Linked DNA regions of Homo sapiens: all the other regions are linked to region 2. Evidence: chromatin contacts called from ENCODE Hi-C or POLR2A ChIA-PET data. All regions are on one chromosome and are shown on one strand. The core of a region is the stretch at or near the end of the contact, and the rest is flanking DNA. Distances in the headings are between cores, read along the strand shown.

Evidence for each region. Hi-C counts contacts between places; a loop is a spot of excess contacts on that map. ChIA-PET counts read pairs that join two places held with the same protein, here RNA polymerase II (POLR2A). Pooled maps may share reads with other maps.
Region 1: a map of HCT116 shows a loop between it and region 2 (2.7-fold over the local background). The contact joins two enhancer-like sites. A Hi-C loop is called at or near these places in 1 of 168 maps with a recorded cell type or tissue (HCT116), 1 of 37 single-sample maps with no recorded cell type and 3 of 50 pooled maps. POLR2A ChIA-PET finds 5 or more read pairs at or near these places in 1 of 52 experiments (naive thymus-derived CD4-positive, alpha-beta T cell).
Region 3: a map of naive thymus-derived CD4-positive, alpha-beta T cell shows a loop between it and region 2 (4-fold over the local background). The contact joins the promoter of LINC02295 here to the enhancer-like site in region 2. A Hi-C loop is called at or near these places in 4 of 168 maps with a recorded cell type or tissue (CD4-positive, alpha-beta T cell, CD4-positive, alpha-beta memory T cell and naive thymus-derived CD4-positive, alpha-beta T cell) and 9 of 50 pooled maps. POLR2A ChIA-PET finds 5 or more read pairs at or near these places in 1 of 52 experiments (CD4-positive, alpha-beta T cell).

Annotation. Positions count from the first base shown.
Region 1 is chr14:97,708,116-97,711,264 of GRCh38, reverse strand. All of the region lies in intron 2 of LOC105370651 (a long non-coding RNA gene), which reads right to left. Among named protein-coding and RNA genes, the nearest start is that of LINC02291, 23 kb to the right of the region's middle. Within about 2 kb of position 1,509, at least 4 of the 41 ENCODE cell types and tissues checked have a DNase peak (open chromatin) inside an H3K27ac peak, as active enhancers do.
Region 2 is chr14:97,179,515-97,182,430 of GRCh38, reverse strand. No RefSeq gene overlaps it. Among named protein-coding and RNA genes, the nearest start is that of LINC02304, 26 kb to the right of the region's middle. RefSeq lists enhancers at 1,785-2,079, 1,485-2,684. Within about 2 kb of position 1,435, at least 3 of the 41 ENCODE cell types and tissues checked have a DNase peak (open chromatin) inside an H3K27ac peak, as active enhancers do.
Region 3 is chr14:98,134,679-98,137,679 of GRCh38, reverse strand. LINC02295 (long intergenic non-protein coding RNA 2295) reads right to left here and starts at 1,693. Exons shown (of 3, transcript NR_184268.1): 1 at 1,483-1,693. The region is part of intron 1 of LOC105370655 (a long non-coding RNA gene); the gene reads left to right.

The sequences.
Region 1 (3,149 bases), core at 260-2,759, 530 kb before region 2:
AGTGTTGGACATAGAAAATGAAGACCGTGTCATTCCCTGAGACGATCAAACGATTACTAAATTTTTTCAAGTTTTCATATTGAGGGGATACTCAGTCATTTGTTTAATAACTGCTCACCAAGTGGCTGTTACACGACAGTCATCGTTCTAAGTTCAAAAGGTACAAAGGAGACATCACTCCTGCCTGCGTAAGGTTTTCTGTCTGCAGAAAGAAATCAGATTTGGACTCAGCTCTCACACCTGATTAGCACTATGAATATCATGTAGGTGGGATTTGGAATGCATAGGGATCAAAGGAATGTGATTTAATCTTTACAATCACCTGGAGAGGGTTGCAATATTACTCACATTTTATAGTTTTATGGCTGAGAAAGGAAATGCTTAGAGAGGTCAAGCAGCAGCCCAAGGCTACAGCTAGAAAGTAGCAGATTCTGAACCTATATATGTGTGGCTTAGAGCCTAGGTACTCTCTTCCTTCAGGAGGACAAAAACAAGGATTGCTATGGTGTTTGCAGCTGTCCCTAAAATTGTCTTCATATAATACAATTTTGATGTTGGTGATACCAGGACTGGGTTTGAGTGTTTGTAAATGTACTGGGGTAGGTTAACCACAATCTCCTGTTATTCTTAATGGTATGAACATGTGTCTATTCAAAATCATTACCATTTGGAAACAACAGAAATATCCAATGCAAAGAGTAGGTAAATCATGTATCATCCATATAAAATCATAATATGCAGATATCTGACATATTATTACAAAAGTATACAAAGTTTTTAAATGAATATCAAACAATGAAATGGAATTGAAAGGTACAAAATTGTGTGTGTGTGTGTGCATTCACAATCCTTTGTAAAATGACTGTATGAAAAGAAATGAGAAGAAAAATACCTAAAATATTAACATGAGAAGTACATTTTAAAATTCATTTTATTTTTCCAAATGTTATCCAATATATATTCATTGAAGTAATAAACTAAAATACAAGTCATTTTATCAAAGCCATCTGTACTCACTAAGAATAGTCAATAAATCACAGCATTTTTAGACTTAATATCAGTCAAGAAGAGTCACTGTCAGCTTTTCTCCTTCTTGGTTTCCCCCTCAGGTGGTCTACAACTGATATTTCATGTCATATAAACACACTGAATTTTGCAATGAAAGAAATGTGTAGAATTGCAGTTGCATTGGAATATGATGGAGAGATGTATTTTTAAATATATCAATGTTTATCTCTCTCTCTCTAGCTATCTCTGTCCTATCTATCTATCTATCAATCATTTCTCTTTTTCTTAATTTTAAGGAACAAATAATTTACACTTCCTGAGCACTAACAGTGTCCCCGGCACTGAACTTGAATTATTGCACTGAATCCTCCTGACAGCCCTATGAGGAAATTATTATAGACACCCCCATCTAATGTGACATATGCAAGCCCACATTGTCAGCAAGGGGCAGAGCCAGGATGTGCATCCGGGCAGCCTCTCTCCACCCCTCCCCTCGCAGTCCCCATCAGTTGGTTTTGTTACTGTGCCTTTCTCTTGAACACAGCCCTTGGCGCTGTCCCTGGCTCATGGCGGACACTCAACACTCAGCCACGGTTGTTGCTGCTACTATTACTATTCACTTCTTATTTATTCTTACATCACCTTTTGTGGGTTGTTATACCCAGTGCTTTTTCTCCTGTTTATACCTGTTTGAAAAAATATAAAGAATCCTTCAATTTGAAGATTTTTGGTTTATCAAATGCAGAAGAAGGAAGAGGATATTTATATAAGTTTTTCAAGATGAATCTTTTAGAAAACCTACAAATCAAATATTCATTCCAGCTAGGGCAATAGAAAATATCTATACTGTTCTACAGTGAACTTCCCTTTTCTCCAGGAATGTCTGCTATGGAACGCGACCATCACTGGCAACTTCTACAGGAGGGCCTGCTTAACAAGCTTTACCAAGGTCCAGCCCACACTCTTTAAACTGGCCTAGAAGGTCCTTCCTACTCTGCCCCTAACTTCCCTTCCAGCCTCTCTTCCTGCCCTAACCCGTTCTTAATCCATCAATTCCCCCATACAGCCAAACCAAGCCATGCTCACTGACTCATGCCTTCCTATTTCGCACCTCTGGGTCTGCACAGATTCTTTGAGCTGACAGTGGACACATCCTCTAAGACGCAGTGGAAGCATGAGGTCTGGGAGGGGCCTCCAGACTCTGGCCCAGCTCAAGATTCACTCTTCTCTTCCTAGAGGTCTTCCAGTAGAGTATCCTTTCCCCATATGCTAACTAATATCCCTGAACAGCATCACCTTCTCTAGACTAGGAAGCTTTGGGAGCAGGATCTGAGTTCTGGGCATTCTCAGTGCCCAGCATGCCAGTGGCATATGGGTGGGGATTAATGAGGACTTGTTAGGGTACAACTTTGGTGGTCAGGTCAATGAAGCAGCATTGATAACTCCACTTAGATAAATGAAGCAAAAAGGGAAGTTTATCCTGAAGATAATGAGACGTCACAGGGAGCTTAAGAAAGGAACACTGGTAGTCTTCACGAATGGATAGAAAAAAGATCCTCATGTCAGGTGCTTTCAGGCCCTCTCAGCTTTTGTCCATGTCCCTTATTTCCTCTCCCTCTCTCTCTCTCTCCTTCCCTCCCACCATCCTTTCATGCCCCCTCCCCTCTCTCCTTTTGTTTTTCATATCTACTTGATAAGAAATGTGGTAGCCAACACTTCAGCCAAAGTCTTCACATATCCCTTCTCTCTTCCAGACTTTCTCAACAAAACTGTACCCCATTTCCCAGTTTCTGTCTCAAAATTTCCTAGATAAGCCTTAGATTGGCTTATTTGGGGTTGGATGACCAACACGAGACCAATAAAACAGCCAGGGGACAGAGTAACATTCTACCACTAAAGTGGATTTTAAAATAACAGTAAAGATATGGACAGTCAAGCTGGGCAGTTACTAGAAAAAACATGATGAGAAGCAAATTATAAAGATGTCCTGTGCAGGTGTGCATGCGCACACACACACACACACACACACACTACCCAAAACATAGTAGGCCTGCCAAAATATTTGTTGAATTACTAATTCAATTATTAATACAGGTTTCATTATTGAGGAATACGTATTCATAATGGTGGCTTTAGTCCTG
Region 2 (2,916 bases), core at 186-2,685:
TCCAGAGACTTCATCTTCATTATGCTATTAAGGATTTTAAACATTTAAAAAATTTTAGAAAACAAGAAAGAAAGTTATCCTAGATGCCTTAAGGTGTGAAAGAGAAGCATCTATTCTATCAGATGCAAAATCTCTGGTAGAGATGTATGTGTGTATATGTGTGCGTGTGTGCAAGTGTGTGCTATACATGTATCTGTGTACTATATATGTATATGTGTGTACTGCATGTGTGGATATGTGTGTCTGTGTGTATTTATGTGTACTATGTGTGTGTACTCTATGTGTGTATTTGTGCATGTGTATGTGTGAGTACTGTGTGTACATGTGTGTACTGAGTGTATGTGTGTGTACTGCATGTGTGCACGTGTGTGTATTTGTGGATTTGCATGTATTTGTGCATATGTATGTGTACATGTGGGTACTGTGTGTGTATTGCATGTGTGTACACTGTGCATGTACATACAGAGTGTGTACTATGTGTATTTGTTCATATGTGTGTATGTGTACATGTGTGTAGTGTGTGTACTGCATGTGTGTACATACAGTGTGTATATTTGTGCATATGTGTGTATTTGTATATGTGGGTACTGTGGGTATACTGCATGTGTGTATGAGCATACTGTCTGTGTGTATTCATGCGTATGTGTGCATGTGTACACGTGGGTACCGTGTGTATACTGCATGTGTGTATGTGTGTGTACTGTGTGTGTATATATGCATATGCATACATGTGGGTACTATGTGTGTGTACTGTATGTGTGTCTGTGTGTGTACTGTGTGTGTATTTGTGCATATGTGTGTATGTGTACATGTGGGTACTGTGTATACTGCATGTGTGTATGTATGTGTACTGTGTGTGTATTTGTGTGGATGTGTGCATGTGTACATGTGGGTACTGTGTGTATACTGTGTGTGTGTGTGTGTGCTGTGTGTGTATATGTGCATATGCATACAGGTGGGTACTTTGTGTGTACCGCATGTGCGTGTGTACTGTGTGCATATTTGTGCATATGTGTGTATGTGTACATGTGGGTACTGTGTGTACTGCATGTGTGTATGTGTGTGTGCTGTGTGTGTATTTGTGTGTATGTGTGCATGTGTACATGTGGGTACTGTGTGTGCCGCATGTGTATGCACAGTGTGTACTGTGTGTATTTGTGCGTATATGTGCATGTGTACATGTGGCGTGTTTGTGTGTGTGTGTATGTGTGTGTGTGTGTGTGTTGCAGAATGGGTGAGAAGAAGCTAAATGACGTTCCACAGAAGAGGACACCCCTGCTTCCATGTCCTGTCTCAGGGAGCCAGGTTCCGAGAAGGCTGCCTTCGCCTTCCTCACCACCCACTCCTGTCGCACCAACCTTCCGGGATGATCCCGCTCTTCCATGACTGGCTGGCTCTGCGGGAGGAAGGGTGCGGAAGCTCAGCAGCGGGCGACTTCACAGGAAGCTTGCCAGGCTGCCGCGGAAGCCACAGAGCGGGAGCTTGGATGTCAAGGTTTGGGAACTAAAAATACGAAGTGAATCTGCAGTGGGCAGATGCAGAGGCCGTTGCTCCCGTGGACGGTGTGCTGCCCCCCACCAGAACCTTCCAGAGGAAAGGGGGTGCCCCATGCCTATCATCCATGGAGGCGCCGAGGCCGTGTGGGACACGCTTTTCCATGCTGGAGTCTTCACTGTGCTTCCTTCAGGAGCTGGAGGAAAAAGACGCGGAGTGTCCTTTGGAACTTCACTGAGTGTCCTTTGGAACTTCACTGAGTGTCCTGTCCACTCAGTGAAGGTGACCCAGGCCCCCCTCATTGGAGGGTCCACACATGGTCCCAGGAGGAGCCTTTGCCGCCCGGCTCCAGGGATGACTCAGGGAGCGCTTTTCCCGTTTTAGCTGCTGCCATGTGTCATCTGATGTGACTAACGTTTCTCCTTGTGATGAGTCACCCAGCCAAGCACAGGAAGACGTGCCTTCAGAAATGCAGGGTTTGAAAGAAGATCCGCTAGGTGGCATGGGCAGGGTGGGGGACGCTCTTCAGCAGCACTTCATTCCCTTTTCAAGGGCCCCTCAACCAACGTCAAGGTCCCTCTGAGTTGTTGGAGGGTGGGCTGGTGGTTCCTGTGACCATGGCCCCCAGGCTGTTTTGGGGAAGCTGGCAGGGGGAACATAGTAGAGTGTGTTCATGAAGGGAGCCAGATATTATGTGTGGGTCCTTTTTCTTAATATTGATAACTTGCAAAGATGTTGACTTCACAAGTAGACCTTAGATTCAGCAAACCCAAAATACTACAGTAGGAAAGACACTGGCTTTTTGTAGATTTCAGAATGTTCAAGGTTGTGGCCTTGGGAATCGGTGCATTCAAACTCTTGCTTTCTAGATGATGAAACCCTGATTCTCAAAACTGCATAAGGTATCCCACCTCCGAGCTTCCACTGCAGTCCTTATCAATGCATTAATGCAGTCCTACTGTCATTGAGGTAGTGTATTATTTCGTTCTCACACTGCTGTAAAGGACTGCCTGAGACTGGGTAATTTATAAAGGAAAGAGGTTTAAATGACTCACAGTTCTGTATGGCTGGGGAGGCCTCAGGAAACTTACAGTGGTCGTGGAAGGGGAAGCAAACACGTCCTTCTCCACAAGATGGCAGGAAGAAGTGCTGAGCAAAAGCAGGGAAAGCCCCTTATGAAACCATCACATCTTGTGAGAAGTCACTCACTGTCATGAGAACAGCAGCATGGGGTGACCTCTCCCATGATTCAGTTACCTCCCACCAGGTCCCTCCCATGACACATGTGGATTATGGAAACTACAATTCAAGATGACATTTGGGTTGGGACACAGCCAAACCATATCAGAAGAATGCCCCTCCAAAGATGTCCACGTCCCAATCCCTCAAACCTGTGACTATGTTACCTTAGATGGCAAAGGG
Region 3 (3,001 bases), core at 444-2,943, 950 kb before region 2:
AATGCGGCCGTGGAAAATGAGTCTTCTGTTAGAAGGAAACAATAATTCTAAATTTCAGCTGCTGCTAACACTACAAAGTTCAGTGTTTCCTTCGGATAGAATCCGCAGTGGAGGAGAAAGTGAATATGCATCAATTGATTTTTTTTCCTTTTAGCGCTTCCCCCCAACACTTCTTGCTCTTCCTGATCTTCTCCTTCCCTGCCTCATCCTACCCCCACCCTCATCCTACCCCCACCCTCATCCCCGCCTTGTCCCCACATGATTAGCAGGGGCCCCCTCCACCCCCTTCCATCAGCAAATATACACCTCACTCCCATCTCCCTCCTTATCTTCCTGCAAGAAAGGGTTGGGAGACAAAGAGGGGGCCAGCAGTGTGGGGCCCTGGGTTAGGAGAGATGTCCAGTATCTGCCCTCCCCAGCCCCAGCAGGATGCTGCAGCCTCGGTAAAATGCCTCCCCCACCATTTTCTTTCCATGAGCTGCTCTTTCTCTCTCCCCTCCTGGCTGTCGCCTTATCTCCTCCTCTCCCCTTTTAAATGCAGATAATAGAATAAGGCAAACAGCTTATGTCCGCAAAATTCCTCTGAAATTGCCCCCTAACATGCATACCCAGAGCTGGCCTTGATTGACATCAAGTGCAGTAATTAAAAACCCTGCCAGCTGACATAGGTGAAGGTTTATTTATAATTACACATTTTTAGGATGGCTCGTCCAGGGTCGGTGCATTTAAAAAGATAAGTCGGCCACAGCTCTGTTACTCCCCCAATTATAGATTTGAATGGTGGGAGTTTATAATGGGGGCGGGGAATTCTGCTTTGCAAAAAAAGGAATTATTTGTTCATAAAACCAGGAGGCCAGGGTACGAAAGTCTGATGGCAGAGCCTTTGTCTAGAAAGCTGTGGGAGAGAGAGTGTGTGTCTGTGTGTGTACCTGTGTATGCCTGTGTGTGCATGGGTGTGTGCACCTGCATGTGTACCTGGGAGTGTGTGTGTCTATCTATGGGTGTGTGTGGGCCTGTATGTGTACATGTGTGGGTCTGTGTGTATGGATGCATGCACCTGTGTGTATACATGTGTGTGCCTGCATGCACATGTGGGTGTATGGAAGGGGAGTCATGCGGTGAAGCAGAAAACACCTCCCTCTCCCTGTGCTTAAACACAGAGCTATACTCACAAATCATTTCCCTGCTTGCTTTATCTAAAATGTTAAAAATCTTGCCCAGCTTCAAATCCAAGACTATCAGATCTGACATTCCTAAGAACCCACTGTGAAAGAGGATTCCTCCGTGGGAGCCCAGGGAGCTGGGACAGGAGCTTCTGGGAGGACTGTGTGGGCATAGAGTTCCTAGGAGGCGGAAGCTGCCTGCACACAGCAGGGTGTTTGACACCCATGGGGCAGTGCCCAAAAGCAGCAGCCAGCAGGTCCCCTCTCCCCAACATCCGCTTCTCATTGTTGCCTTTTTTTAGAGCTTGGTATCACTTACCCAGAGGGGCAGAGCCGGCCATATCAGACTGTGCATCTCACGTGTGTGGTTTCTTGGGCCCCACAGCTGGAGACAATGGCAGGAGCGGCCTTGGAGAGCCCCGATTGTCACCTGGCGTCTTGGCAGGCAGCTGAACCCAGAAGTAAACTGAGCCAGGCAGGGAGCTACAGGTGTTAAAGGTACCAGAAAGCAAGGCTCGAAAATCAGATATGAGAGAAAAGGGGAGCAACAGGAAGCCTTTGTATAGGGGGTGCCACTGCATTTCAGACATGCCTGGCCAGGGGGCACAGGGCACAGGGCTTGTCCAAGAAGACAGGATGCAAAACCCACTGCTGACCAGGGAGCCAAGAGCTGTGAAAGGGTCTAGGTGGGTCACCCAGAACAGTCCCTCTGCCCCAGAACGCTGCACAGAGAGATTGCCTGGAAGGAAGCAGGTCCTTCCGATTAAGTGGCAGAACCCTACTGAGAGAAATAAAAGTGAGGAATGGTGAATTCGGCACCACTTGCCAGACCAATGGGCTTCATCAATTAATCACAGCCAAATAATCACCACCTACATTAAAGAATAATACATGAAAAGGACAGGAGCCTCACTGTAACTTATTCAGAAAGGGCTGCCTCCCTAATCCCTCTGAGTCCTGACATGTTAACAGGGTAGCGACTAATTAGATGTCAAAAATTCATAAGCGCTCTTTAATATTGCATATATCTGCAGCCGACATTTCAATATGAGAGTTGTATACACAGAAGTCACTATAGCATTAAAACACAGTGGGGTGGAAGAAATAAAAGGGAACCAATAAAAACAATGTCCCTTAAAAACCCCAGAGAGTGCCAGCTTTGGAAGTGTGTACTTTCTTATTCAGAAAAGGTATCACCTTAATAAGAATTATAGGCAAAGGGGTTTCGCTGCTCTGTGCTGCATGGACAGAAAGGGGGTGAGGAGACGAGCTTATCAAAAGCACTGCCAGGTAAATAGTAATTTATTGTGCATGCACAATGAACATTACCCAGTGTCCTGACACTGGGTGATAATGAAAGGCATGTTATTGTGGAATCCACTGAGGGAATTTCCACTCCCCCCGCTCCCTTCTCCCCTTCTCCTCTTGTCTCTCTTGAGCAAAGAAGCCGTGATGGGTCCTGGCAGCTTCTGCCTGTTTCAAGCCATTTCACATAATATAGAAAGCACCTGAAGTTTAGTGGATTAAGTAAGTGAGTTAGTTTGCCAGCTTGGTGATATATATGTTGCTTGCATGTGAACTTATATTTCAAATGCTGGGGACTATATTTTTATGAAACAAGCCTTTTCCTGTCGGAAGAATTATAGGAATGTGATATAATACAAGGCAGTGAGATTAAAAACAATGCATCATAGCAGAGAGAAAATGCACTGTTTTATGACTTGCATCCGTTAATTGAACCTCTCAGGAATCAAGAGAAGGGCTCTGCAGGAACCTGCTGGAAAATCACTCTCTTTTTTTACTTCCATGTTCTGTTTTTTTGTTGTTGTAGTTGTTAT